Regions from separate parts of the Homo sapiens genome. Here region 2 is linked to region 1. Evidence: read pairs that join two places in POLR2A ChIA-PET (ENCODE). Cell type or tissue: endothelial cell of umbilical vein. All regions are shown on one strand. Links, peaks and the distances in the headings refer to the core of each region. The heading gives the core; the rest is flanking DNA. Region 1 has its middle 11 kb from the start of OR2S2. Region 2 overlaps LOC124902150 (a long non-coding RNA gene).

Region 1 (2,925 bases), core at 171-2,670:
ACTGGCATAAAAAGAAATATATAGAACAATGAAACTGGCTGGGTGGGGTGGCTCACGCCTATAATCCCAGCACTTTGGGAGGCCGAGGTGGGAGGATCACCTGAGGTCAGGAGTTTGAGACCGGACTGGCCAATATGATAAAAACCTGTCTCTACTAAAAATACAATAATTAGCCAGGTATGGTGGTGGGTGCCTGTAATCCCAGCTTCTCAGGAGGCTAAGGTAGGAGAATCGCTTCAATCCAGGAGGCGGAGGTTGCAGTGAGCCGAGATCGCTCCATTGCACTCCCGGCTGGGTGACACAGTGAGACTCCATCTCATTAAAAAAAAAAGGGGGGGGGGCCAGGTGCGGTGGCTCACGCCTGTAATCCCAGCACCTTGGGAGGCCAAGGTGGGTGGATCACAAGGTCAAGAGATGGAGACCATCCTGGCCAACATGGTGAAACCCCATCTCTACTAAAAATACAAAAATTAGCTGAGCGTGGTGGTACATGCCTGTAGTCACAGCTACTTGGGAGGCTAAGGCAGGAGAATTGCTTGAATCTGGGAGGCGCAGGTTGCAGTGAGTCGAGATTGCACCACTGCACTCCAGCCTGGTGACAGAGCAAGATTCTGTCTAAAAAAAAAAACAAACAAAAAAAAACACAATGAAACAGAATACAGAACTCAGAAATAAATTCACATATTTACAGCCAACTGATTTTTGACAGAGGTGCCAGAAACATTCATTGGGGAAAGGACGGTCTCTTCAAAAAATGATGTTGGTAAAACTGGATACCTATATGCAGAATAATGAAACTAAGATACCCATCTCTTACCGTATACAAAAATAAACTAAAGATGAATTAAAGACCCAAAGCTATAAAACTACTAGAAAAAAACATAGGAAAAACACTTTTGGACACTGGTCTGGGCAAAGATTTTTATGAAGAATGCAGAGGCAACAAAACCAAATGCACAGGCAACAAAACCAAAAATAAACAAAGAGGATTATATCAAACTAAAAATCTTCTGCACAGCAAAGGAACTGATCAACACAGTGAAGAGACAATCTGCAGAATGGGAGAAAATATTTATCTGAGAAGGGATTAATATCCAGAATATACAAATAACTCAGTGGCCAAAACCAACAACAACAAAAATACAGTTGGCCCTTGAACAGCGGTTTGAACTGTACAGGTTCACCTATACATAATCTTTCTTCTACCTCTGCCACCTCTGAGACAGCAAGACCAACCCTCCCTTCTCTACTTCCCCCTCCGCCTACTCAACATGAAGACAATAAGGATGAAAACCTTTATGATGATCCACTTCTACTTAATGAATAACAAATATATTTTCTCTTCCTTATGATTCTCTTAATAGCATTTTCTTTTTCTAACTTAATTTATTGTAAGAATAAAGTATATAATACATATAACATACAAAATAAGTGTTAACTGAATGCTTATGACATTGGTAAAGCTTCCAGTCAAGAGTAGGCGATTAAGTTTTTGAGGAGTCAAAAGTTGTATATGGATTTTCAATTGTGCTGGGGGTTGAAGTCACTAACCCTCACACTGTTCAAAGGTCAACTATAATATGATTTAAAAATTGGCAAATGTTCTGAATAGACATTTCTCAAAAGAAGACATGCAAATGACCAATGGGTATATGAAAAATGCTCAATATCAGTAATCATCAGGGAAATGCAAATCAAAATTGCAGTGAGACATCATCTCACCCCAGTTAAAATGACTATTATCAAAAGAGAAAAATAACAAATGTTAGCAAGGATGCAGAAAAAAAGAGAATGCACACATTGTTGTTGAGAATATAAATTACTATAGCTATTATGGAAAAGAGTATGAAGGTTCCTGAAAAAACTAAAAAGTCTTACCACGTGATTCAGCAATCCCACTACTGGGTATATATCCAAAGGAAAGGAAATCAGCATGTTGAGGAGCTATCTGCACGCCCGTGTTTATTGCAGCACTATTGACAATAGCAAAGATATGGAGTCAACCTAAGTGTCCATCAAGAGATGAATGAACGAAAAAAATGTGGTTTTTATACAAAATAGAATACTATTTGGCCATAAAAAAGAATAAAACCTGTTATTTGCAGCAACGTGGATGAGCCTGGAGGACATGTTAAGTGAAATAAGCCAGGCACAGAAAGATGGATACCACATGTTTTCACTAATATGTGGAAGTGAAGTAAGTTGATCTCATAGAAGTAGAAAATAGAGTGGTGATAACTAGAGGCTGGGAAGTGGGGGTGGTGGAGGAGGGAGAATTTGACTAATGCATGCAAAATTATAGCTAGAGAGAAGGAATAAGTTCTAGTGTTCTTTAGCCCTGTAAGGTAACTGTAGTTAATAATAATTTATGCTATATTTTCAAATAACCAAAAGAGGGTATTTTGAATGTTTCCAACACAAAGAAATGCTAAATGTTCAAGGTGATGGATATGCTAAAAAAAAAAAAACCTTGGTTTTATCATTGTACATTGTATACAGATATTGAAATGTCACCTTGTACCCCAGGTAACAAATAAAAATTAACTCACAATGGATCGCAGATTTAAATTTAAAGGGTAAAACTATAACTCTTCTAGCAAAAAATATAGGAGAGAAACCTTGAAACATACAGCATAGTGGAGAGTTCTTAGGCATAACAACAAAAAGCAAAATTCATGAAAAAAAGATAAATTTGGATGTCACCAAAACAACTTTCAAAATCTGACAGTATAAAACAACAATAACAATAATTCAATTAGAAAATGGGCAAAATACATGAAGAGACATCTTGTCCAAACAGGATATACAGTGGCAAATAGCAATGAAAAGATGTTCAACATCACTAACTTTTATGCAAACGCAAATTAAGACCATAAGGTATCACTTCACACCTATTGAAACAGGTAGAATAAAACATGTTCACAG
Region 2 (2,925 bases), core at 126-2,625, 310 kb before region 1:
TGGATCCACTCCTTTATCTGCCTGAAAAAAGAAGGTCCTGCCCTGGCACACTTAGAAGTGTTCTCTCCTGCCTCTCTATAAAGACGGAGGAAGCGGAGAAGACAACTTTTTTTTTTTTTTTTAACAGAGTTTTTAGTTAAGAGAGAAAAAAGAGCAGACTGGATGTGAGGAAACAGATGGGAAGAAAGAGCAAAGAGCAGAGATTTAACAAAAAATGTTGTTGAGGGTTATGTATACCTTTAACATATTTGAAAAATATAAGGGCCAGGAGTGGTGGCTCATGCCTGTAATCCCAGCACTCTGGGAGGCCAAGGCGGGTGGATCACCTGAGGTCAACAGTTCAAGACCAGCCTGGCCAACATGGCAAAACCCTGTCTCTACTAAAAAATACAAAAACTAGCTGGGCGTGGTGGCACACACCTGTAATCCCAGCTACTCGGGAGGCTGAGGCTGGAGAATTGCTTGAACCCTGGAGGCAAAGGTTGTAGTGAGCTGAGATTGTGCCACTGCACTCCAGCCTGGGCGACAAGAGCAAGACACTGTCTCAAGAAGAAAAAAAAATAAAGAAAAATATAAGAAAAAAATGAGTTATTTTAGCATGGTGGCTCACACCTGTATTCCCAGCACTTTGGGAGGCCGAGGTGATAGGATTGCTTGAACCCAGGAGTTCGAGATGGGCCTGAGCAACATAGTGAGACCCAGTCTCTTTCAAATAAAATAAAATAGACTTCAGACCATGGTTGACTTCAAAATCTATAAACATACAATGGTTAACTAAGAATTTCTGTGCCTGTGGGGGATACCTTTTAGTATAGTTTCTCTTGAGTGGAATGTGAAGTTGTGTGGTAGATAAGGCTAGGCTGTTCCAGTGGTCAAATGAGCATTTACCAGTGAAATGGAGAGTTGTTTGATAAGTAGATCATTGGTCAGTATCCCTTGCTACCAATCTGGCTGTGAGAGTCCCTAAGCACCAAAAGCAAGACACGAGCAAGACTCCATCTCAAAAAAAAAAAAAAAAAAAAAAAAAAAAAAAAGAAAAGAATAGAAAAAAAAAGTTTAGAATTAGAATTACGTATGTGTGAAAACAATGTGAAAAAAGACTTTTGTAGATTTTTGAACTACAAAAAAGACTTTTGTAGATTTTAAGAAACTCAGAAGAAAACTTTTTCTAGTGGAAAGTAAAATTATTGGATGGAATGGGAAATCCAAAACAGGGAAGTAACACTCAGACGCTGACTGACCACCTACTTTCGAGCTACTGTCCAGGAATATGAGAAGAATTCAGAGCCACATTTTTTTTCTTCCTTTTCAGAGAGGTGGGGCTTACGATTTAGTCTGGAATTCAGATGCCTATTGGTGACTGCTCCGTGGCAGCTAAACCAAGAAAACAGCTGCTCTGCTCATTATTTCAAACCACACTAGGGTACAGAGCTCGTGCTTCGGGATGGAAACCTATGGTTATCTGCAGAGGGAGTCATGCTTTCAAGGACCTCATGTAAGTAATTCGGAATTCAATAGAGCTTTATTATTGAAATTGCAATCAGAAAAAAAGGGGGGAAAAAGGAAAATTACAAAGAGGAAGAGGAAAGCTTTGGTTTTAAATCTATCAAATCCATCATTTTTAAAGACTTTTTTACTGCTAACTCAGTTTAGTCATTCTGTGGCTGCTACTTGCTTCTCAGTTACTGTGCCAAAATTCAGGGTCTTTCTGCATCTCCAAACTGAAAGTTGAAATTGAACTCTTTTCTCCAGATTCCTGGCACTTTCATCAGATAAAGTGGGGTTCCTTTTACTTTTTGAGATCTCTGTTTCATAAATACAGTTTATTTCCAAAACATGCAAAGTTTAACTATTTTGTTTCCTTCCCTTTTGAAACATGGCATGTAGAGCTGCCTGATTTGTACTTCTTTTCCCTCAGTTATTTAACTATTGACTGATCACATGATTGGGGTGGGTGCATTTACTCCAAGTTAATTAGTATCTAAGTCAAATAAAAAGGAAATTATCATGTTTATCAATATATAAATGCGACATATAGTGTGCTATACTATAGTGTAGTTTATTAAACCTAATTTTTCATTGAGGCATATGGAAATCCAAATGTTTTAGGAAATCATCATCACAGTTCAATTAGGTGATTAAAATATATATTCAATTTAAAGATCATCTATAGTTAAGGAATGGCTTATACAAACGTGTGTGTGTGTGTGTGTTTAAAGACAGGATCTTGCTCTGTCACCCAGGCTGGATTGTAGTGGCATAATCATAGCTCACTGCAGCTTTCAACTCCTGGGCTCAAGGGATCCTCCTGCCTCAGCCTCCCAAGTAGTCAGGACTACAGACACAGACTACCATACCCGGCAAACTTTTAAATTTTTTGTAGAGACAAGGTCTTGCTGCGCTGCCCAGGCTGATCTCGAACTCCTGGGCTCAAGTGATGTTCCTGGCTTGGCCTTTCAAAGTGCTGAGATTACAGGCGTTGAGCCCCTGTACCTGGCCTTATAAAAACTTTTCAATCAGATGATATTATTCCTGCAATTATTGCCAACACAGTTTACTCCTAGCTGTATCACCAATGCATACTTTCTATCTGCCTTCTTCAATGAGAATTTATTATTTTTATTTTTTATTAGCACACTTAAATTGAAATTCAAGGTCAGACTTTCTGAGCTTCTAGCTGGAACTTGTAAGTTTTTTTCCTCGTGTCATCAATAAAATCTGCTTAGAAATGGTTGTTTCTAGTTATGAAAGTAATAGTTGTTCTACTCATCTCTCCATCCATTTTTTTTGTATAACTGACTTTAAAAATATGGCCTGAAATAATCATTTCATTCATTTGCCTAATGTTTGGTGGTTTCTATGGCCACACAAGCTCTGAAATACTCTATATGGCCTTTAAGTTATCTTCCAAGTTACTCTGCCACT

What was found. Peaks named below come from ENCODE experiments on the same cell type or tissue, not always from the same donor. Only the 100,000 strongest peaks of a DNase experiment are listed, where the experiment ranks them.
Region 2: POLR2A ChIA-PET joins it to region 1 with 14 read pairs; 2 of 35 experiments call an interaction of 5 or more read pairs at or near these places.

Annotation. Positions count from the first base shown.
Region 1 is chr9:35,967,300-35,970,224 of GRCh38, reverse strand. No RefSeq gene overlaps it. Among named protein-coding and RNA genes, the nearest start is that of OR2S2, 11 kb to the right of the region's middle. In endothelial cell of umbilical vein, for the core only: no CTCF peak of the experiment used is centred there; no DNase peak of the experiment used is centred there; H3K27me3 peaks cover 140 bases.
Region 2 is chr9:36,275,464-36,278,388 of GRCh38, reverse strand. The region is part of intron 2 of LOC124902150 (a long non-coding RNA gene); the gene reads right to left. It also overlaps a transcript of GNE not described here. Among named protein-coding and RNA genes, the nearest start is that of GNE, 18 kb to the right of the region's middle. In endothelial cell of umbilical vein, for the core only: no CTCF peak of the experiment used is centred there; a DNase peak (open chromatin) is centred at 1,348; H3K4me3 peaks cover 483 bases.